Regions from separate parts of the Homo sapiens genome. Here region 1 is linked to region 2. Evidence: chromatin loops called from intact Hi-C (ENCODE). Cell type or tissue: heart left ventricle. All regions are shown on one strand. Each heading gives the region's core, and the rest is flanking DNA. Links, peaks and the distances in the headings are about the cores only.

Region 1 (13,394 bases), core at 2,657-10,656, 550 kb after region 2:
TTTTCAAATTTGAATTTCCTGCTGTGAGCTCTCTTGCTGCTCAGTTGAAATTAGAGCAGGATGAACTTCTTGAACTGTCACCAACTTGGCCACAAGCTGACTCCAAGACCTCCTGCAAGGAAAGTTCCCTGAGGGGACATCATGAAATGTCTCTGCAGGAGAGATTAAATGGTTTAATAATGTTCTATTAAACCCACAGCTTTCAAACAAAACCCAGCCTTTCAATAACACTTATCACCCCAAAGCTCCTATTTAAGTGATTTTTATCTCAGATAAGGATTTTACCACCAGGAAAGAAGGTACATGCTACATTATCACTTTTTAGCCTTTTTGGGGTGAGGTATGTTAAGCTTTTGCCAAATTCTCATAAAACATGTTAGAATGGTAGCTTATGTAGACAAGAGGAGAAATGAGTGTTTTATGAATAAACAGGAGTAAAGATAATGAAATACAATAGAAGGACAAATCGAGCACCAATGATAGCAATATATCATAAACTGAGAAGTTTGCTTCAATTCTCTGCGTACAAATTTTTAAAAGAAACAAACAAGCAGAACAAAACAAGGAAACAAGCTAGATCCCACCAGAACAGAACATATCCATGTTGTTTTCAATCCCATTAAACAGAGTTTCAAAGATAAGTGTGTAACCCCATCAGGGGAATCAGTAGAGAGACTCCAAGTCCAGTGTGTTTTCTTGTTTCAAAGCCTTTTGGATGATCCTTGCTCCTACTTTCTTAGAACTGTTGGATTTCAGTTTTCTTTAAAATATTTTTCATGCTCATTGTAATTAGATAATTTTTCAAAAATAAATATTTAATTTTAAAACAGCTTTAGATGTACAGAATAATTGTAAACATAGTACATTTCCATATACCCTATGCAGGATCCTCTATTATTAGAAGCTTACATTGGTATGGTATATTTGTTACAATTAATAAATGAATACTGATGCATTATTCTTAACTAAAGACTAGAATTTATTCAGATTTCCTTACGATTTGCCTGATGTCTTTTTCTATTTTAGGATTCCATCTAAGATGTCACATTACATTTACCTGTCATGTGTGATTAGGCTCCTCTTGGCTTTGAGAATTTCTCAGCCTTTTCTTGTTTTTGATGACTGTGATAGTTTTGAAGGGTGCTGGTTAGGTATTTTGTTGAATGTTCCTCAATTTGAACTTGCCTGATGTTTTTCTCATTGTTAGACCGGGGTTGTGTGTTTTGAGGAAGAATACCACAGTGGTAAAGGGACATTTTTATCATGTCGTATCAAGAGTACTTACTATAAATGTGACTATTTTTGATGTTAACTTTTATCACCTGGTTGAGTATTTTTTGTTAGGTTTCTTCATTGTAAAGTAACTTTTCTTCCTTCTGTTTTTCATATTGTGTTCTTTGAAAATATATCAACACATGGAGCCTACACTGAAGGAATGGGGAACTGTTTTGTTTCCTGAAGGAGAGAGTATCTACATAAATTATTCAGAATTCCACATGGGAGATTTTGTCTTCTCCAAATCTATTTAGTCATTCAAAAATTTATTTGTATTTGTATTGATTCATCAATATTTAATTAATTAATTAATTAATTTTCTTGAGATGGAGTCTCACTCTGTCACCCAGGCTGGAGTGCAATGGCGCGATCTTGGCTCACTGCAACCTCTGTCTCCTGGGTTCAAGCGATTCTTCTGCCTCCGCCTCCTGAGTAGCTGGGATTACAGGTGCGCACCACCATACCCAGCTAATTTTTTTATTTTTAGTAGAGACGGGGTTTCACGCTGTTGGTCAGTCTGGTCTCGAACTCCTGACTTCATGATCTGCCCACCTCGGCCTCCCAAAGCGGTGGGATTACAGGTATGAGCCACTGCGTCTGGCCTATCAATATTTATTTTATACTTTGAGCTATATCTTAGTTTGCTTTGTACTGCTATTATAGAATGCCCAAGACTGGGTAATTTATGATTAACAGAAATTTATTGACTCACAATTCTGGAGGCTGGGAAGTCCAATATCAAGGTGCTAGCATCTGGTGAGGGCCTTCTCACTGTGTCATCACATGGTAGAACAGCAAGAGAGGGCAAGAGAGAGGGGGAAAAAGGGATGCAAACACCCTTTCATAACAACATCAATCCTATCCACGAGGGTGGTGCCCTCATTGGTTAATCGCCTTTTAAAGATCCCATTTTTTAATACTGTTACAATGGCAACAAAATTTCATCATGACTTTTGGAAATGACAAACATTGAAGCCATAGCAGATTTCATCTATTACTTAATTTATTTTGTTATACAAACTTTTCCAGTTTTGGCCATTAGGAACTCTTTCAAGTGACTTTTGTGCCCTTTTGACATATTCTCATAATTAACTAATTAAAATTTGAGCATTTCCTTACTTTCTGGCACTACAGGATGCTCCAGTCTCATTTTCTGTATTTCCTTTCCCAGTCCTAGAATCAGGCATTTCTACAAAAAGAAGTGCTGAAGAATGATACTAACCCCAAGATCTAGGTACTAGGCTTGTTCATTGCTACTGGGGTGTTGTCACTTTAGGCCCTATCAGCTGACAGACTAAGGATATATTCATACATAAGAACCAGTCTATACTCTTATATCTATAAATATTTCTATGTGGAACTATTTGTGTTAAGCTAAACAGAGTTGTTACCGATGTCTCCAGCCCTAAAATGTAAGCACACAGATTACTCTAGACTGTCTCTTGCTAATTTGTAACCTCTAACTCCAACAGTATGAAGTGGCTCCCACTATCTTCCATCCATCTACCTAATTGTTTAATTTCTGTTTACATTTATAATTGTATAAGAATTGTAAGTCAATACCTCTGTGGTAAACAACTTTATTCATTAGACTACAATACCTAGATATAATTTCTTTTGCCTTTGCTCTTACAGACTTCACACATTTCTAAAGTTGTTTAGATTACCACCTTTATTCTTTCATGTCCTTCAGCGAAGTTGTTTTGTACACTTGTAGTACTGTCATAATGTTTTCCTAAATTCCAGATTCCATTCTTGGATTCCAAAATATTTAGTTAAAAATTACAATTATTGATGTTCACTGTGTTTTGAAATTCAATGGATTTTTGACACAAGAGTATAATGTATCCGTCATCACAGTGTCATTCAGAATAGTTCCACTGCCCTAAAAAAGATCCCATCTTTCATGCTTCACCTACACAACCCTTACCTTTCCCATCTTCTCTCTGAAATCTGACCTTTTTACCACCTCTATAGCTTTGCTTTTTCCAGCATGTCATAGAATTGGAATCATACAGTATGTAGTCTTTCCCCATTGGCTTTTTTTTTTACTTAGCATTATACATATAAGGTTCATCCTTGTCTTCTTGTGACTTGAAAGCTCATTTCTTTCTATCACTGAATAATATTCCATTGTATGGGTCTACCATAGTTTGTTTATTTATTCACCTTTAAAAGACATCTTGTGCAAATTTTTGTGCAGACATAGTCTTTCAACTTATTTGGGTAAATATTTAGAAGCATGATTGCTGGATGGATGGTGATATGGTTTGGCTGTGTCCCTACCCAAATCTCATCTTGAACTGTGGCTCCTACGATTCCCACGTGTCATGGGAGGGACCCAGTGGGAGGTAATTGAATCATGGTGGCAGGTCTTTCCTGTGCTGTTCTCATGATAGCGAATAAGTCTCATGAAATCTGATGGTTTTATAAAGGGGAGCTTCCCGGCACAAGTTCTCTTCTCTTGTCTGCCACCATATGAGATTTGCCCTTCACATGATTGTGAGGTCTCCCCAGCCATGTGGAACTGTGAGTCCATTAAACCTCTTTTGTAAATGGCCCGGTCTCCAGTATATCTTTACCAGCAGTGTGAAACGGTCTAATACAGATGATAAGACTTTGTAGAAAACTCAGTTTTGCAAGAAACTGCTAAACTGTCTTCCAAAGTGGCTGCACTATTTTTCATTCCCATCAACAATGAATGAAAGTTCCTGTTGTTCTACATCCTAATCAGTAATTAGCATTGTCAGTTCTATGAACTTTTGCCATTCTAATATGCATATAATAGTATCTCATTATTGTTTAATTAACAATTCTTGATGACATATAATTTGGAGCATCTTTTCATAAGCTTACTTGCCATTTGTTTATCTTTCATGAGATGTTTGTTAAGGTCTGTGACCCATTATTTAATCAGGTTGTTTACTTAATGTTGAGTTTTAAGTGTGCTTTGTATATTTTGGATAGATGTCCTTTATCAGATATGAGTTTTCCAATTTTTTCCCCAATCTGTTGCTTATCTTTTTATTCTCTTACAGTATATTTTGCATATCAGAAATGTTAAATTTTAATTAAGTCCAATTTCTTTTTCTTTCATGAATTGTGATTTTGATGTTGTGTCTATAACATAATCACTAAACCTAAGTTCACCTAGATTTTCCTCTGGAAATTTTATAATTCTAATTTTACATTTAGGTTTATAATCTATTTTGAGTTAAATTTTCTGAAACATGTAAGGTCTGTGTCTAGTACTTTCTTTTTGCATATGAATGTCCAACTTTTCAAGCACCGTTTGTTGAAAAGACTATCCTATACTTTTTTATTTTTTTGTTTTTATTTTTTTACCAAATTGCCTGTGTTCCTTTGTTAAAGATCAGTTGATTATATTTGTTTATGTTCTTTCCCAGGTTCTTTTCCAATGATATATGTATCTATTATTTTCCAATATATGTATCTATTATTTTCCAATGATATATGTATTTATCCTTTTACTCATGTCACATTGTCTTGATTATTGTAGTCTTATATTGAGTCTTGAAGTAGAGTAATGGGAATCCTCCAACTCTGTTCTTCTTTAGTATTGTGTTGGCTATTCCAGATTTTTTTCCCTTTCTCTATAAACTTTAGAATAAGCTTGTCAATATTTTTAAAAAGAGCTTTTTGGATTTTTGATGGGATTATTATGAATCAATAGATCAAATTGGGAAGAAATAACATTTCAAATGCATTTATTCTTCCAATGCACAAGCATGGATTATCTCTCCATTAATTTAGATATTCTCATATTTCTTTGATCATTGTTTTATAGATATCTGCATAAAATTTCTGTCCATATTTGGTTAGATTTGCATGTAAGTATTTCAATTTTTTTATTATTTATTTTCTTCTTTTTTCTTTAGGCTTTAATTGCTCTTTTTTATCTAGTTTCCTAAGGTAGAAATTTATGGCATTGATTTTAAATCATTCTTCTTTTCTAATATACATGTTTAATGTTATAATGATTCCTTCCAGTACTGTTCTAGTTGTTTCTGATAAATTTTGATTTGTTATATTTTTATTTTTATTCAGTTGAAAATGTTTTCTAATTTCACTGTGATTTATTCTTTGACCTTTGGGTTATTTAGAAGCATGTTGTTTAATTTCTAAATATTTGGGGATTTTTCAGCTTTCTTTCTATTGTAGGTTTCAATTTTAATTTTTCTGTTGTCTAAAAACATATTTTATTTCTGGTATGACTTCCATTTTTTTTTGAAGATGTTAAGGTGTAGTTTTGGACTAGGTTGTGGTCTTCTGGTGAATATTATATATGGGAACAATATCCATTTTGTTGTCATTGGATGAAACATTCTATAAATGTAAATGCCAATTAGATCAAGTTGATTGATAGTGCCATTCTAACTAATTTCTTGCTGACTTTCTGCCTGCTTGATCTATCAACTACTACAAGAGAGATGTTGAAATTTCTAACCATAATATTAGATTTGTCTCTTTCTCTTTTCAATTCTATCAATTTTTACCTCTTTTGTTTTGACACTGTGCTGTTAGGTGCAAACACTTTTAGAAATGTAATGTTGTTTTCAGATAATTGATTTCTTTATCATTATGTAAGGCCTCTCTTTGTCTCTGATAATATTCCTTGTTTTGATGTCTACTTTGTCTGAAGTTAATATAGCTACTCAAGCTTTCTTCTGATTTTTGTTAGCATAGTATGACTTTCTCTCTCTTTTTTTTAATCTATCTGAGTCTTTTTATTTAAAATGGTTTCCTCATACATCTCTTAGAGTGGATATTGTTTTTTAAAACCATTTTGGCAATCTGTCTTTTAATTAATATATTTAAACCCTTTATTTAAAAGTTTGATGGATTAGGTGGATTTTTATATTCCATGTTTGGTTGTTCTTGTTTCTAAGTGTTCCTTGAACACCATTTCCATTTCCCCCACCATTTCTGTTTCATCTTGTTTTAACTGAGTATTTTATATAATTTGGTTGTATCTTCTTTCTCAGCAATTGATTATGCTTTTTTAAGAAATTATTGTAATGGTTACCCTAGAGTTTCCAATTTACATTTTAAGATAATCTAGAAGGTTTTATCCCCAAGGTGCTGAATTAGAGGCTTTCAGCATGCCTCAGCCACTTGGAAATAGCAAGATAGTGCACAAAGATAAACTCTGTGAGCTTTAATTCAAGAAAGAAAACAGGAATCCACTGGAGTCATGAGGGTACGCTAGATTCCAGGGAGAAGAATGTGGGCAAACAGGCTCCATGATGGAGTCTCGATGATAAAAAGATCCTGATACAGGGAGGCCCTCTCTCCCTTATGCCTGGGTAGACCTCCAGGCATTCAGACCATGCACACTTCTGTTTCAGCAGCCTGAGCCATCCCACCGTTCCTGGACATAGCTCATGGTCCAGTGAGACCCTCTCCACCCCCAGGCAGATTCCCAGGCATTTGGAGCACCAGCTCACCTAGATCAGCAGACTGAGCTGCCCTATCCTTCCTGTGCAGAGATCCTGATGCAGGAGGGCCCATTCTACTCTATGCCCAGGCATCTGGATGACCCACTTTCTTGAATTAGGAGTTTAGGCCACCCCCATCCCCACGTAGAGAACTTCAGGCCAAGGAGGTTTCCCAGTCTCATGCCAGATAAAGAAATAAAAAGAACAAATTCTACCTGCATGAAACAATTACAAGACTTAGAAGTGCCAAAATCTTCAGATGAGAATAAAACAGCACAACAATTCTGGCACAAAGTTGGTTTTCCAGCTCCATGCTTAGGCACACCTCTGGGTGCTTGGTGGCCATCCACTGGATTCTCCTTCAGCACTAGTGCTTGTGTCTGCCATCAGGGGACTGGTACTCAGACCTGCCCGATCCTGTCTTGCTCATTGTGGCTCCCACTCTCCAAGGCTAAGCAGGGAGTTTGGACCATTGTGCACTCTATGAATCAGCATTGTCTGAAGCAACAGAGAACTTCTCCCAGAAAACAAGGATCATATATACACACACACACACACACACACACACACACACATACATACATACATACATACATACATACATACATACATGGCTGCAGCCTGCTCTTACCCATAAGTGCCATCTACTGGCTTGTAGGTTAAACTGCACAGCCCAATATATAATAAAACTGTCCGACAGAAGTGCATAGGGCTAGAGAAGAAAAGCCAAAAGAGCATACCTAGCATTCTCTACAGTCACACTCCCTAGAGAGATGAGAAAAGGTAAAAAGAAAGAAGAACAAAAAAATAATATTATGGGGAAAGAAACAAAAATTCTACCTGCATGAAAACAATATAAAAATTAGATGTGCCAGTGTCTCCACATGAGAAGGAACCAGCACAAGAGTTCTGGCACCATGAAAAATCTGAATGTAGTTACAGCAACAAAGGATCACATTAGCTCTCCAGCAATGGTCCCTAAACATAATGGAAACCCAGAAGTGACAGATAAATAAAGCAAAGAATGGATTTCAAGGAAGCTCAGTGAGATCCAAGACAAGGTTGAAAATCAAGAAAAGGAAACCTTTAAAGCAATCCAGGAAATGAAGGAAGTGATGAACATCTTAGAAAGAAATCAATCATAGTTTCTAAAACCGAAAAACTCACTTGAGGAATTTCAAAATACATTTGAAAGCTTTATCCATATACTGGACCAAGCAGAAGAAAGAATTTCAGAGCTCGAAGACCAGTCTTTTGAACGTACTGAGTCAGACAAAAATAGAGAAAAAAGAATTTGAAAAGAAAACAAAATCTTCGAGAAATATGGGATTATGTAAAGTGACCAAACCTACAGGATATTGGCATTCCTGAGAGATAAAAAGTAAACAATATGAAAAACATATTTGAGGAACTAATAAAAACCAAACATTAATCTTCTAGAGAGGTAGATATCCAGATACGAGAAATCCAGACAACACCAGAGAGACACCGTACAGAACAAACACCACCAGAACAGACTCTCCAAGGTCATTGCTAAAGAAACATATCTTAAAGGCAGCTAGAGAAGAAGGTCAGATCACATAACAGTGGAAAGTACATCAGGCTAACAGAAGAATTCTCAGCAGAAACCTTACAAGCCAGGAGAGGCTAGGGGCCTATTTTCAGCATTCATAAAGAAAAGAAATTCTAAGAATTTCATATCCCACCAAACTAAGCTTCGTAAATGGAGGAGAAATAAAATATTTTCCAGGAAAGCAAGCACTAAGGAAATTCTTTACCACTAGACCAGCCTTACAAGAAATCCTTGAAGGAGTTCCAAACATGGAAATGAAAGAACTATACTTGCTACCACAAAAACATACTTAAGCACTACATAGCCCACAGACCTTATAAAGCAACCACATAATAGAAACTGCAAAGCAAATAGCTATCAACTTCATGATATTATTAAAACCTCACATATCAATATTAATTTTGAATGTAAATGGCCTAAACACCTCACTTAAAAGGAACAGAGTTGCAAGTTGGATAAAAAACAAGTTATCCATCTGCTGTCTTTAAGAGACCCATCTCACATGTATCAGCATGTAACCACATCCATAGGCTCAAAGCAAAGGATCAGAGAAAGCTCTAACAAGAAAACAGAAAAGAATAAAGAGCAGGGGTCACTATTCTCATGTCAAATAAAACAGATTTTAAACAAACAACATTAAAAAAAGGGCAAAGAAGGGCATTGCATAATGATAAAAGGTTCAATTCAACAGGAAGACTTAACTATCCTACATGTATATACACACACACACACACACACATATATACACACACACACACACACACACACACACACACATAAAAAATTGAGGAGGAGGGCATCCTACCTAACTCATTCTATGAAGCTGGTTTCTGCATATGCTCTGTGTTCTGTTCTGCATATGCTCTATGTATATATGCGTATATATATACACCTATATAGGTGTGTATATATATACGTATATACACATATATAGGTGTATAATATGTGTATATATGTGTATATATGTATATCTGTATGTGTATATATGTGTATATATGTATATCTGTATGTGTATATGTGTACACATACGTATGTGTATATGTGTACACATACGTATGTGTATATGTGTACACATACGTATGTGTATATGTGTACACATACGTATGTGTATATGTGTACACATACGTATGTGTATATGTGTATATATACTGTATATATACACACATATATACGTATATACACATATATGTATATACGTATATGTGTGTATATGTATATATGTGTGTATATATGTGCATATATATGTATATGTGTATATATGTATATATGTGTATATATGTCTATATACGTATATATACACACATATACGTATATATGTGTATATATACATATATGTGTGTATATATACACACATATATGTATATATGTATATATAGGTGTATATATGTATATATGTATGTGTATATATGTGCATATATATGTGTATATATGTATATATGTATATATGTGTATACACATATGTACACTTATATGTATATATACGTGTATTTATACACGTATATATACGTATATACGTGTATATATATGTGTATATGTATACATATATACACGTATATACGTATATATCTATATATACGTATATATGTATACGTATATATACACGTATATATGTATATATCTATATATACGTATGTGTATATATACGTATATATGTGTATATATGTGTGCGTATATATGTATATACGTATATATACACATATGCGTATATATACACATATATACACACATATATACACATATACGTGTATATATGTGTATACATGTGTATATACACACACATATATATACACACACAGATATGTACATATATATATGTATACACACACCCAATGTTGGAGCAACCAGATTCGTAAAACAAGTAGTTATCTATCTACAAAAGACTTAGACAACCACAGAATAATAGTCAGGGACTACAGCACACCACTGACACATTAGATCATTCAGGCAGAAAACTAGCAAGTAAATTCTGGACTTAAATTTGACACTTGACTAGTTGGATCTCACAGGCATCTACAGAACCCTCCACCCATCAACCACAGATCATACTTTCTTTGCATCTGCATATGGAACATACTTCAAGATCATCACATGGTTTGCCAGAAAGCAAGTTTCAATAAATTAAAAAAAATTTGAAATCATACCAACCATACTCTTAAACCACAGTGAAATAAAAACAGAAATTAATACCAAGAAGATTTCTCAAAAACACACAATTACGTGGAAATTAAACAACTTGCTTCTCAATGACTTTGGGTAAACAATGAAATTAAAGAAGGCATCAACAAATTCTTTGAAATAAAAGGCGACAGCGACAAAACATACCAAAGTCTCTTAGCTGCAGCAAAAGCAGTGTTAAGAGGAAAGTTTGTATCAGTAAATGCCTACCTAAAAAACTTAGAAAGATCTTGAATTAATGATCTAACATCATACCTAGAGAAACTAAAAAATAATGAGCCAACCGCAAAGCTGGTAGAAGGAAAGAAATAGCTAAAATCAGAGCAAAGCTGAACAGAATTGAGACCCCCAAACTGAATACAAAGGATCAAAGAAACCAAAACCTGCTTTTTTGAAAGGATAAACAAGATCAGTAGACTGCTAGCTAGAGTAACAATGAAAAAAAGAGAGAAGATCCAATTAGAAATGACAAACGTGACATTACAACTGATCCCACAGAAATATAAAAATAATCCTAGAGACTATTATGAACATCTCTGTGCACACAAACTAGAAAATCTGAAAGAAATAGATAAATTCCTAGAAACACATAATCTCCCAAGATTGAATTAGAAAGAAATCAAAACCCGCAAGAGACCAATAATGAGTTCTGAAATGGAAACAGTAATAAAAAACCTAACAACAACAACAACAACAAAAAAAAGCCACAGACCTGACGAATTCACAGCTGGATTCCACCTAACATACAAAGAAGAGCTGGTACCAATTCTACTGAAACTATTCTAAAAAACTGAGGAGGAGGGCATCCTACCTAACTCATTCTATGAAGCTGGTTTCTGCATAGGCTCTGTGTTCTGTTCATTTCTCTTCTGTGGATTCTAGGAGAGTATCGTTTGTCTCTTGCCTGCCATTTGGGCTAAAATCCAGCTCCTGATGTATGTTAAGTATGTATGTTAAGGAGCTGCAGTCTCATAATCCTAGAAGACATAGTAGTCTTGGACACTGCTAGTGGTTCCAGGACTCCCTGTCTATGAATCAGAATATGAGAATGTCCATAAAGTTCTTGTGCAATTTGAATTTGTAATAAATTTTCTTCCACATCTGATATACACAAACTGCAAAATGTGACAGAGGATTTACTCAGATTTGAAATACTGAAATGTTAACATTCAATAAGTCTACCATAATCTTACATACCTTTAGATATAGCTGTTATCATCCTGATACCAAAACTTGGCAAAGGCACAGTTAAAATAGAAAATTACAGGCCAATATCCCTGAGGAACATAGATGCAAAAAATCCTCAACAAAGTAGTAGCAAACTGCATCTGACAGCACATGATTAACTATGGTTAATTCACCATAGTAAAGTAGGTTTGATTTCTTGGATGCAAGGTTGGTTCAACATATACAAATCAATAAATGTGATTCACTATGTAAAGAGAATTAAAAACAAAAACCACAAGACTATCTCAACAGATATGGAAAAAGCTTTCAATAAAATCCAACATCGCTTCAAGGTAAAACCCTCAAGAAACTAGGCATTGAGGGAACATACCTCAAAATGATAAGAGCCATCTATGGCACACCCACAGCTAACATCATGCTATATGGGCAAGACTGGAAGCCTTTCCCTTGAGAACTGGAATAAAACAGGGATGCCCACTTTCACCAATCCTACTCAACATAGCACTGGAAAGACTAGCCAGAGAAATCAGGCAAGGGGAAGAAATAAAAGTCATCCAAATAGAAAAAGAATTCAAACTACCTCTGTTTTTGGACAATAAGATTCTGTACCTAGAAACCTTAAGGATTATGCCAAAAGGCTCCTTGAACTGATAAATGACTGCAGTAATGTTTCAGGATGCAAAATCAATGTACACAATTCAGCAACATTTCTATACATGAATAATGTTCAAGAGTAGAGCAAAATAAAAAATGCAATCCCATTTACAATAGCCATACCCCACTAAAAATACCTAGGAATACATCTAACAAAGGAGGTAAAAACTTTATACAAGGAGGGCTATAAAACACTGCGAAGGAAATCGTAGGTGAGAAAAACAAATGGATAAAACATTCCATGCCCATGGATTGGAAAAATCAATATCATTAAAATTGCCATACTGCCCAGAGCAATCTACAGATTCAACACTGTTCCTATCAAACTACCAACATCATTTCTCTCACAGAACTAGAAAAAAAATTCTAAAATTCATATGGAACCCCAAAAGAGCCTGAATAGTCAAAGCAATCCTAGGCAAAAAGAGCATAGCTGAAGGCATCACGTTACCCATCTTCAAACTATATAATTAAGCTACAGTAATCAAAACAGCATGATACTGGTACAAAAACAGACATATAAACCAATGGAACAGAACAAAGAACCCAGAAATAAAGCTACAAACTTACAGCCATCTGATCTTCAACAAAGTCAACAAAAATAAGCAATGGAAAAAGGATTCATTATTCAATAAATAGTGCTGAGATAACTAGCTAGCCATATGCAGAAGAATGAAACTGGACCACTATATTTCACCATATACAAAAATTAACTCAATGTGGATTAAAGGTTTAAATGTAAGACCTCAAACGATAAGAATTCTGGAAGAAAACCTAGGAAATACTAATATGAATATCGGCATTGGGAAAGAATTTATGACTAAGTCCTCAAAAGCAATTGCAAAAAAAAAAAATTGAAAAGGGGGACCTAATGAAACTAAAGTTTCTACACAGAAAAAGAGACTATGAACAGAGTAAAAAGACAATCTACAGAATGAGAGAAAATATTTGTAAACTATGCATCCAAGAAAGGTCTAATATTCAGAATTCATAAGGAACTTAATTCAACAAGCAAAAAGCAAATACCCCCATTAAAAAATGGGCAAAAGATATGAACAGACACTCCTTAA
Region 2 (12,005 bases), core at 2,008-10,007:
TAATTTGTCTGCATTATTATGGCTAGTGCTTTCATCAGTCTTAGGGTGATGTTGGGAATAAAGGATTTTTATCGGTGCAGTTTATGAAGGGTTTCTTTTGTCTTTCAGATGGATGATAAGACAGTTTTTCATGAGGAGTTCATTCATTACCTTAAATATGTTATGGTGGTCTATAAACGTGAACCAGCTGTGGAGAGGGTAATAGAATTTGCAGCAAAGTTTGTTACCTCATTTCACCAATCAGATATGGAAGATGATGAGGAAGAGGAAGATGGTGGCCTTTTAAATTATTTGTTTACTTTTCTCTTAAAGGTACTATGAAAATGATAGCTTTGGGGAGGGATTTTAGAAAATTTTGCCACTTTAAAAGAGTCGTGGGAGTTTGTATGTTTTTGACAATGAAATATCTAGTGATTGAAAAAACCTGAATGAGTCTACCTTTCATAGGAAATATTAGAATTATCATTATGATTAAAAAGTGGACTTTAACTCCAGCATTAAATTTTTAATGACCTCTTTAAACCAGTTCTCCTTTGTTTATTTTAAATGAGTTCTGTATTTTAGAAGCCTCTACAAAGAGGACTATGTAACTTAGCAAAGACTTCTTTCAGACTGTTCATTTTGAGACTGTATAAAATATATATATTTGCTATACATATGGACCAAGGTAGCATTATAGGTTCTCTTCAGGAAATGAATTGTTGTTGTAACTTCTTGCATTCCGAATGTATAGAGTTCAGATAATATTGATTATTTGGGAGTGGTATGTGACTATGAATAAATTTTGATTTGTTTCTGTTTTAGTCTCATGAAGCAAACAGCAATGCAGTGAGATTTAGAGTGTGCCTGCTCATAAACAAGCTTTTGGGAAGTATGCCAGAAAATGCTCAGATTGATGATGATGTGTTTGATAAAATTAATAAAGCCATGCTTATTAGATTGAAAGATAAGATTCCAAATGTGAGAATACAGGCAGTTCTGGCGCTTTCACGACTTCAGGATCCCAAGGATGATGAATGCCCAGTGGTTAATGGTGTGTGTAGTTTCCTAAATCTTTTTTCAGATTTGTTGATTTTGTTAAATTCTCAGTATTTGAAATTTTTTATTATGGTCTATACATTTGAAGAGTATAGGTAATTAATATATGATTCCGATTAAACAAAAAAAACCTAAGTAGCAACCACCCAGCTTAAAAAAAAAAGTCAGTACTTGCATCCTATCCCAGTTGCATCCCTGTCCCTCAGAAGTAACTATTAAATCCTCAGTTTGGGGTTAATTAGTCTCTTGCTTAAATTAAAAAAAATTTTTTTGCATAAATCACATATGTCTATCTTAATGTTTTCCTGTCATTTTGTGTAAATCATGCTGTATGTATATATTTAGCAGCCAATTATATTTCTATATAATACCTGTTACTGTGTTTTGCCCATTTTTTCATTGGGTTTTTAATTTAAAATACTATTTTAAAAAATTCATTTGCATTCTTTATATATTTTGAAAAGAAATCCTTGGGTTATATGAATTGTAGATCTCTTCCTGTTTTAGGTGGCTCATTGGGGTATCATTGTTTCACTCCCTTTGGGGTATCTTTTTTTTGAACAGAAATTCTTATGTCAAAAATATAAATCTCTGCCATTATGATTCGTATTTTTTAATCTCTTTTTTAAGGAACTTTTTCTTACCTATGGGGTCATAAAGGTAGTTGTATTTCATTTTTCCATATATGCCTAGGTATGTTTTAGGCACTCTTCTGTCCTTTTTGTCCCTATTACCAGTTTTATAATCACTGGTATATTTATCACTATAGTAGTTGGTATTTTTTTTGGTGTTAAAAGATACCCATAATAATATTGTGTAAAACATAGGTATTTGATAGTCAACCTGTACTTAATAATTGAGGTAGGAAAGATGTGAGAAGTACAGATAAATATATTTAAATATAAGAAATGGGTTTGTTTCAATGAATAAAACCAAAAAATATTTCCTTTTAGGTCTCATTAAAAACCAAAATAATGGGCCCTTATAAAGCCATATCAGTTTAAAATAAACTGTCTGCTATAGTAAGCTTTCTCTTAAATATTGAGGAGTAGCACAGACATAATCTTAATGATGAATTTTCTGTGACTTTTAGGGCTATTTGTTTTCACTTTTGGCCTAAGAGCCAGTCCGTTGACTAATTCCCCCTTGTGTCTTTAGAAGGGAAGTTGGTGGCCTGCGCAGCAGTGACTCAGGCCTGTAATCTCAGCACTTTGGCTCCAACCTGGGCAACATAGTGAGACCTTGTCTCCAAAAAAAAGAAAAAGAAGGAAGTTGGTGGGAAAAAAACTTCAACTAAAATATGTGAGACTAAAAAAATGACATTACTTTCTATTACAGATGGGTTCTCACTCGGGCTGGATTGCAGAGGTGTGGCCTCAAACTCCTGGGCTTAAGTGATCCTTCCACCTCAGCCTCCTAAGTAACTGGAAGCGCCACTACCATGCCTAGCTAATTTTTTATTTTAAAATTATTTTGTAGAGACAGGGGTCTTTCTATATTGCTCAGGCTGGTCTTGAACTCTTGGCTTCAAGCTCTCCACCTACCTTGGCCTCCCAAAGTGCTGGTTATAGGCAGTAGCCATCATGCCCAGCCTATCTTTATCACATTAAAGGCATTTTAAAATATCAAAATGTGTGTTATTTTATGACTGTAGTTAAATAAATAATTTCATCAGTACTAAAATGTATTGCTTTATTTTTAGCATATGCTACTTTGATTGAAAATGATTCAAATCCAGAAGTTAGACGGGCAGTGTTATCATGTATTGCACCATCAGCAAAGACTTTGCCAAAAATTGTAGGGCGCACCAAGGATGTGAAAGAGGCTGTCAGAAAGCTGGCTTATCAGGTAAATAAGTTCAATGTCTTGTGTTGGCATATTCTTAAAGGACAAGGAGCCATTTTCTTAAAGTGCCTTTGAAAAATACTTGGCATGTAATAATTTCTTCAGTTGAGGTTTTATGGAGAACACAGGTAATTTAGGTAGAATCTTACTGTATTAAGTATGTTACCAGGTATTAATTTCTTTTGGAGATTCTGGGTAATTTTCTAAGATGGTGATATTCTTATGAAATCTATAAATTGTGTTGAGGTTAATGACCATCTTTATAAATTATTTTTAAGGTTTTAGCTGAAAAGGTTCATATGAGAGCTATGTCCATTGCTCAGAGAGTAATGCTCCTTCAACAAGGTCTTAATGACAGATCAGGTAAGATAAACAACTTTATATATACAAAACTTTAGTAGATTTTGAGGTCAGACTTAACAAGGTTTAAGAAACGAGTGTCAAATCAGGTCAAGTAAGCCTGCCAGTCCCATGAACCTGGTGAAATTTATCTTGATGTATTATATAGAAAACACAGGGCTAAAGATTTTGATATATATATATTTTTGAGACAGAGTCTCACTCTATCACCCAGACTGGAGTGCTGTGGTGCAATCTTGGCTCACTGCAACCTCTGCCTTCTAGTTTCAAGCGATTCTCCTGCCTCAGCCTCCTGAGCAGCTGGGATTACAGGTGAACATCACCATGTCTGGTTAATTTTTATATTTTTATAGAGACGGGGTTTCACCATGTTGGCCAGACTGGTCTCGAACTCCTGACCTCAAGTGATGCACCTACTTCAGCCTCCCAAAGTGTTGGGATTACAGGTGTGAGCCACCGCGTCTGGCCAAGATCTTGGTATTTTGAAGGAGCAGAGCTTATTTCTTTCACCCTTTCTGTATTTTACAGATGGAGAAACAATACTTAAGTCTGTAGAGCTAATTCATGTCAGAAGTAGGAAAAGATCTATTTGCCCTCTCTCTCTGACTTAAAAAAAAAATGCTGTTCCTTATGTGTATACTTTGGTATGAATGTGTTCTGTGTATCAGAAACAACAAATAGGAATGGTCAGACCAGTATAATTTTCTTATTTTTTTTTTTTTCTGTTAGAGTAGAGTTCCCCAACATTTTTGACACCAAGGATCGATTTCATGGAAGACAGTTTTTCCACAGAGGGCGGGCTGGATGGTTTCCAGATGAAACTGTTCCACCTCAGATCATCAGGCATTACTTAGATTCTCATAAGGAGCGTGCAACCTGGATACCTCATGTGCGCAGTTCACAATAGAGTTCCTGCGCCTGAGAGAATCTAATGCATCTGCTGATCTGACAGTAGGAAGAGCTCAGGTGGTAATGCTCGTTAGACCACGGCTTACCTCCTCCTGTGCGGCCCGGTTCCTAACAGGCCACAGACTGGTACTAGTCCGTGGCCCAGGGGTTGGGGAGCCTGAGAGAATCTGCTTATAGGAATGATATTTTTTGAAGTTTTTAACTCTCATGAGAAGGCCAAGATGGCTCTATTGCGCTGTAGTGAGAAAACCGACTTGCGTTTGAAAACATTGTCAGAGGACTAATTAGTAGGATGACCTTAAAAGCTAAGACTAAGGTTTGTTCAGTGACGTGTGCTTGTATAGTTCACTACTGCAAATAGCAATCGTGTAATAGATAAAATCAGATAACAAGTGAGATAATAGCTATTACATATTCTGGGCTAACACCTGAAGCCCATTGAACCCAGGGGAGAAGGAATGTAAAGATATTTTTGTAGGCTGTGGTATTTGGTGCTGAACCTTTTCCATTTTTATTTGTAAGTGACCATTACAGTGACTTTTGCAGTATCATGGTACTTCTTTTTTTTTACCTTTAATATGCTTAGTTGGCTGGGCGCTATGGCTCACACCTGTAATCTCAGCACTTTTGGAGGCCGAGGCAGGCGGATCACGAGGTCAAGAGATTGAGACCATCCTGGCCAACATGGTGAAACAAAAATTAGCTGGGCGTGGTGGCGCATGCCTGTAGTCCCAGCTACTCGGGAGGCTGAGGCAGGAGAATCGCTTGAATCTGGTAGGTGGAGGTTGCAGTGAACCAAGATCGTGCCACTGCACTCCAGCCTGGTGACAGAGCGAGACTCTGTCTCAAAAAATATATATATACATGCTTAGTTGTGCCTCTTAACCTCTACTATTTCTATTGTAAATACTGACTTTGTTAATTAAAACAGACAAAATACAAGAGATGGAAGCTAGAGGGAGCCTTTGTTCACCTATGTTTCAAATGACTCAATAGATGCTGTGAAACAAGCTATGCAGAAGCATCTTCTTCAAGGCTGGTTACGGTTCTCTGAAGGAAATATCTTAGAGTTGCTCCATCGGTTGGATGTAGAAAATTCTTCTGAAGTGGCAGTCTCTGTTCTCAATGCCTTGTTTTCAATAACTCCTCTCAGTGAACTGGTGGGACTCTGTAAAAACAATGATGGCAGGTACATAAAGGATTCATTCTTTGAAATGTAGTACTGATTAACTTGTGCAATTAATTTGTTTTTTTTCCTCCCCATAGCTTAAGATTATATTAATACCTTTAATCTTAACTCTCTTTTGTTTTCTTTTAGTCTGATGAATATCCTTTTATCCTTCCTTTTTCCCCTCCTGGTGTAAGAACTCATAACTTTATCATAGACTATCTACTTTAGCTATGCTTTTCCCCCCTTCAGTTTCTTACTTTGATTTTTGAATTAGCCTACCATGAGAAAATCCAGCAACATGCACCCCTAGTATATGTTTGCTTATTTGGTTCTTTTTTGTTCTAAGTTTCTTCATTCCTTTTTGTGTGGATACATTAATGACTCTAATTAAAAGGATAGTGTAGTGGTTTTAAAGCAAATCTTATTATTCTCATTTTTGTACTCTTCAATTCTTAATGATAAAAAGATCATGCTTTCTCTCACACTCTTTCTTTTAAATGAAGGAAATTGATTCCAGTGGAAACATTAACTCCTGAAATTGCTTTGTATTGGTGTGCCCTTTGTGAATATTTGAAATCAAAAGGAGATGAAGGTGAAGAATTTTTAGAGCAGATTTTGCCAGAGCCTGTAGTATATGCAGACTATTTATTGAGGTAAATTTTTTTTCTTTTAGTTTGGAGAGTGATTGTGTTGCTGCATGTGTCAATCTCCCAGTCCCCTTCCTCAAAGTCATGTTTGATTGTGAATATGTTAAAAATCCTTTTTTTGTACATGTAGGGATAGTTATATACATCGAGTCTTTTTGAATATCTTGTGCTGGTCTGTATACTGAAAGAGCAAGTCACTATGTTTAGGATCATTTCTTCAAAACTGTTAAGATATGATTATGACCATTTCTGCATAAAGTTGATGATGATGATATATTATTTCTGAAATTGGTTGGCACATTTTCTGTTAAGTGTCAGATAATAAATATCTTAGGGTCCTGTGGGCCATACCGTCTGTCACAATGACTCAACTCTGCCATGGTATTGTAAAAGCAGCCAAAGACAATGTAAGTAACTGTTTTTCAATAAAACTTTTATTGACTTTTATGGCCACTAAATAGTTGAACTTTAATATTCATGTGTTAACAAAATAAGAAATTTTAAAAAATGATCAGTTAAAAATTTAAAATAGTCTTAGCTTGCAAGCTATATAACAGGTAATAGGCTGGATTTGATGCACGGAACATTGTTTTCCAATTCACAGCGTGGATCTTTGTGGCCAGTTTTATTTATTAAAAACTTACTATCTAGCTTCATGTTTTAAAGTTTTTTCAAAATATGCCTTTTTAAAAAACAATTTGGATTACCATAATTATACCTCTTAAGAAATTATTTGGATTACTTTATTTCACTTTAAAATTATACAAGAAAAACATGAATGCATTCTTGTCAAAATTCAAATACAGAGGTATAAGGAATAAAAATGTGGAATTCCCTCTTTTATTTCCTACTTCCTCAATCCCATTGATTAGCAACTAAGTGTATATTCTAGCAACCCTTAGAATTAGCAACTAAACAATATAGGGTGTATATTCAAACCTCTTTCTCTGCATTTATATACATTTTTTGAGTACAGGTTTCTTTAAAAATATAACACTGTGTATATACTTTTTTTTTCAACTGATAACTGAGATCATTATATATTGGTGCATATATAATGTAATAGATACTGTTACAGTCTTAACAGCATATCATTCCGTAGTATGGTGGTAACATTTAATTTATTCCTCTGTTGATGGACATTTAGGATGTTTCCATTTTTCACTGATAAAAGCAAAAGTATGTTAAATTTCCTTTACATTTTTGGGTACCTTTGGGATTTTTGGGGGTTAATTCCAAGAAATAAGTTGCTACACCAAAGGATAATATATGTATATTTTGATAGATATTGGTATGTAGGTTTTTAACTTCAACTTTATGGTTTATTTTTTTTTTTTTGAGACGGAGTCTTGCTCTGTCGCCAGGCTGGAGTGCAATAGTGCAATCTCGGCTCACTGCATCCTCCGCCTCCCGGGTTCAAGCGATTCTCTTGCCTCAGCCTCCTGAGTAGCTGGGACTACAGGCACGCGCCTCCATGCCCAGCTAATTTTTGTATTTTTAGTAGAGATGGGGTTTCACCATGTTGGCCAGGATGGTCTCAATCTCTTGACCTCGTGATCTGCCTGCCTTGGCCTCCCAAAGTGCTGGGATTACAGGCGTGAGCCACAGCGCCCAGCCTGATGTATTTTTTTAAAAAAGCTTCCATATAATATGAATTATGGACCTGAATTATCTGTATGAAGTACAGTTCTCTGCTTTTGTTTAAAATGATCTCACATAAAAGTTAGGCAGCAAAGCTGTGCATGCCTCTAAATTTCCCCTCAAAAATCCTAAATCTAGGATAAGTATCTCAAATGTGAGCCAGTAGGGAAACTATAGCTCAAGCCCATGTTAACATCATGAAGAACCTGTGTGAATCTAATGAGCATTTTAATGTTAATTATTTCAGACTTTGACATTTAAGTAGGGAATTCATTATAATGCTGTTTGGGCCATGTTGAAATGTTTCCAAAAGGAATGAGTTTGTGGCAAAGTTTAATAATATATATAAATATAAAAGATGTTTATAGAAGGTAGTGAAAATATAAGAAAATATGAGGAAATGTTAAATATTTAAATGGCATAAAGGGGGAGGAGTTTTCCTCAAGGACAGCATCAGAAGGTGACTTGTAAAAAGCTTGATTCCTCCCTTCTGAAAGGTCAGGGATTAACATTTCCTTTGTCACTCTCTTAGTTTTGAAATAAGTAACTTTAACCTCTTCGACTTATTTTCTTCACCTTTAAAGAGGAAAATTTTCGGCTGGGTGCGGTGGCTCATGCCTGTAATCCCAGCACTTTAGGAGGCTGAGGCCGGTGGATCACGAGGTCAGGAGATCGAGACCATCCTAGCCAACATAGTGAAACCCCGTCTCTACTAAAAATACAAAAAAATTAGCTGGGCGTGGTGGCAGGCGCCTGTAGTCCTAGCTACTCGGGAGGCTGAGGTAGGAGAATAGCGTGAACCTGGGAGGTGGAGCTTGCAATGAGCCGAGATCGCGCCACTGCACTCCAGCCTGGGCAACAGAGCAAGACTCCGTCTCAAAAAAAACAAAAAAAAGAAAACTTTCAGAAATTTATTTTAGTGATTGTTGAAAGAATACCTAAAAAATAGAATGAGTGTCTTTTTGGAGGAACATGACTAGATGGGATTAGTATACTTGAGTACAGAAACAAAATTAAATTGAAAAATTGTTTCCTGATAATCTCAGGAATATGTTTTCAGGCATACTGTATATTTTAGGCAGTAGATTCAATGACTAAGAACTCTGATGTGAAACAATTTTGGTTAACCAAGGTGCTCACTTAAAGAGCAAACGAGGAAATGAGGATTATCAAATTAGAGTAAGTAAAAGGGACAACAATAAAATTTGTTGAAAGCCATCTTAAATATAAATTCTTAGACTTTAAAATACTTTCTTGAGTGGTCTCTTCATTATAATAAATGTCTTTATAAATGGTTAGGATTTCATGGTAACTAAAATTGGTGGGTCAGTTTTAAGTTGTATTTATGCAGTTGAGGATTTTTAATCTATTAATTAAACAACTGTTTGAATTTACTTAAAAAAAAAAACTCAGTCAAGATGCTGTGCATTTTGCTAAAGCTGGGCTGGAGAAGTGGGGAGAGATACAAAGATGAGTATAAATGAAGGTTTTCTTTTAGCCTGTCAGAAAAGAGTAACTCTACTGATTGGTTGATTTTGATAGTTATCGGTAGTGTAGTTTTCCTTAGTTTCCTACTAGAACCCAAAGGGTGGCTGATGTCTTAAAAGTCCTAATCTTGTGGCCAGAAATTTATGAGCTTTTATTTACTCTTGGTCATCACTTTGTAATACATGAGAGTATACTCATTATACATTATACCACAATTTCTGTAACTTGGTTTTTGTCACCCCCGCCTTTTTTTTTTTTTTTTTTTTTTAAGAGACGTAGTCTTGCTTTGTTGCCCAGGCTGGAGTGCAGTAGCGTGATCTTGGCTTACTGCAGCCTCTGCCTCCCAGGTTCAAGCAATTCTCCTGCCTCAGCCTCCTGAGTAGCTGGGATTATAGGTGCCTGCCACCACATTTGGCTGGTTTTTATATTTTTAGTAGAGATGGGGTTTTACCATGTTGGTTAGGCTCTTCTTGAACTCCTGATGTCAAGTGATCCTCCCGCCTCAACCCCCCGAAGTGGTTGGGATTACAGGTGTGAGCCACTGTGCCCGGCGACATTTTTGACATTTTTTAAATGACATTTTTGATCAGGATTGTTTTTCATGTTACTTCCATCTTAAAGGCACTTCGCTGTCTAAGCTTCAATTCTTAGTTCTGCTTTTAAGTAGCTTTTTTTATTCCACACAAAAAGCAGAGGCTACTGAATATACAGCCTTCTTGGTGAGGATTATAAAGGGCTTTAGTTTGGGTGGTGATGTCTGTAGTAAGAATAAAAAGTTAAAATAAAAGGTAGCTGATGGTGGTGGTGTATACAGAGATTAGTAGGGTTTCTAAGAAAGAATAATAAAAATTTGTGAAATTGTTTCTATTTTTCTGATTTTTTTCAAAAAAGATAATTGTATTCATGGATTACTTGTGTAACTATTGTTACAATTTTTAAAAATAAAAGAATGATAATTAGGCATGATGAAGATTAAATCTTTTTTTTTTTTTTTTTTTTTGAGATGGAGTTTTTCTCTGTCACCCAGGCTAGAGTGCAGTGGTGCGATCTCGGCTCACTGCAACCCCTGCCTCCTGGATTCAAGCAATTCTTCTGCCTCAGCCTCCTGAGTAGCTGGGATTACAGTAGCCACCATGCCTGGCTAATTTTTTTGTACTTTTAGTAGAGACAGGTTTTCACCATCTTGGCCAGGCTGGTCTCGAACTCCTGACCTTGTGGTGCACCTGCCTCGGCCTCCCAAAGTGTTGGGATTACAGGTGTGAGCCACTGTGCCCGGCTGAAGATTAGATCTTTATGACTAATTGGATTTTTGGGTAAGGGATTCAGAACTTGATAGATGCTTCTTGACTTAAAGTGGGGCTATGTCATAAGTCAAATGAGTTTAATTCTCAGATAAACTCATCCTAAAGTTGAAAAATTGTAAGTTGGGCCACCTGTAATTGGGGACCATCTGTAATTGGGAGAATGCTAGTGACATTGAAATAATTAGTTATCAGTTAGACATAAATATGTACCTTTTGAAAATTTCCCATAGAAAATTTGAGTCATTATTGAAAATACATTTTCAAATTCTTTTGATTCATCAATAAGTTTGTTTGCAAAAGTTAATGACAGTGGCATAGAATTGAGTTTGTAGACCAAATTACATGGCATAGATATGTATTTAGACGAATATGACCTGAAAATGGCCCTTTTCTGACCTAATGGTGGGAATCAACTCTTGTTTGATGTTTCTTAAAAGATTCTACTTTATTAATTCTGCTTGTTTTAGTTACATCCAGAGCATTCCAGTTGTTAATGAAGAACACAGAGGTGATTTTTCCTATATTGGAAATTTGATGACAAAAGAATTCATAGGTCAACAATTGATTCTAATTATTAAGTCTTTGGATACCAGTGAAGAAGGAGGAAGGTATGTCTAAATGTTAACACTCATTCTAATTTGCCCTTCTAATTTCTTATATTGAAATATAGTCCTTTTACAATATAACTAAACATATTTACCCTAGCTCTCTAAAGTGGTATAAAAAGTTTTCTTTTCCCTTCTACATATTTCCATATATACACATACATTTATATTTCTAGTTCAATTTCCTCAGAATAAATCAATGAAATTGCAGTTTTTGGTTAAAAGTTTCTGTTTAGATTTATTAAGGCTAGTAGCATTTTCTAAAAGGTTTAATCATTTCTGGTATTTTGTCATTTTATCATGTTGATTTATTAAAAATCATAGGGTGTTTTATAAAAATTTTTTTTTGTGTGGAATAAGAATATTTGACCTAAAGTCTGTACATACAGATTTTTGTACCTATTATAGTGATAAACCTAAGTGAAAGAACTGAGGCAAATGTAATTAAGTTTGCAGAGTAGGTGAATGTTAGAGATAAAACATGTTTTGTCATAATAATATTTAAATTAGTTCTTTTTGACTGCAGAAAAAAACTGCTGGCTGTTTTACAGGAGATTCTTATTTTACCCACAATCCCAATATCCCTGGTTTCTTTTCTTGTTGAAAGACTACTCCACATCATTATAGATGATAATAAGAGAACACAAATTGTAAGTAATTTTCCTCATTGTTGATAAAGAGGTTTTGGTCAATGACATTGAATACTGTCTTATTTTCTGTTTAGAACTTTTTGTTTTGTCTGTTTTGTTTTAGGTTCGTCTCTTTAATGAGTTTTAAAATTTCTTAAAACCATTATCTATCTCTTACATACACAGAATATTTGAAAAATGTCACCTTCTTCCTCTTAGTGTACCTGTTATTGTTGAATCAGTTTGAAATGGAGCAGGTTTGGTAGGAAGTTACAAGTGGGGATATGGTTTTGTCCATGAGGCACTGGGTGCTAGTGTTTTTGAGAGCTTACTCAAATTGTACATACTAGGGTTTAGAATCTCATCTG

What was found. A loop is a pair of places that touch in the nucleus more often than their neighbours do. Peaks named below come from ENCODE experiments on the same cell type or tissue, not always from the same donor. Only the 100,000 strongest peaks of a DNase experiment are listed, where the experiment ranks them.
Region 1: it touches region 2 in a loop (14-fold over the local background); 50 of 110 quality-filtered maps call a loop at or near these places.

The regions. Positions count from the first base shown.
Region 1 is chr4:18,359,820-18,373,213 of GRCh38, forward strand. No RefSeq gene overlaps it. Among named protein-coding and RNA genes, the nearest start is that of LCORL, 340 kb to the left of the region's middle. RefSeq lists an enhancer at 7,462-7,521. In heart left ventricle, for the core only: a CTCF peak has its summit at 7,388 (motif pointing left); no DNase peak of the experiment used is centred there.
Region 2 is chr4:17,812,113-17,824,117 of GRCh38, forward strand. It overlaps NCAPG (non-SMC condensin I complex subunit G), which reads left to right. Exons shown (of 21, transcript NM_022346.5): 2 at 109-312; 3 at 805-1,033; 4 at 2,741-2,886; 5 at 3,162-3,246; 6 at 5,149-5,341; 7 at 5,827-5,976; 8 at 10,871-11,011; 9 at 11,535-11,658. Among named protein-coding and RNA genes, the nearest start is that of NCAPG, 7.1 kb to the left of the region's middle. In heart left ventricle, for the core only: a CTCF peak has its summit at 5,106; no DNase peak of the experiment used is centred there.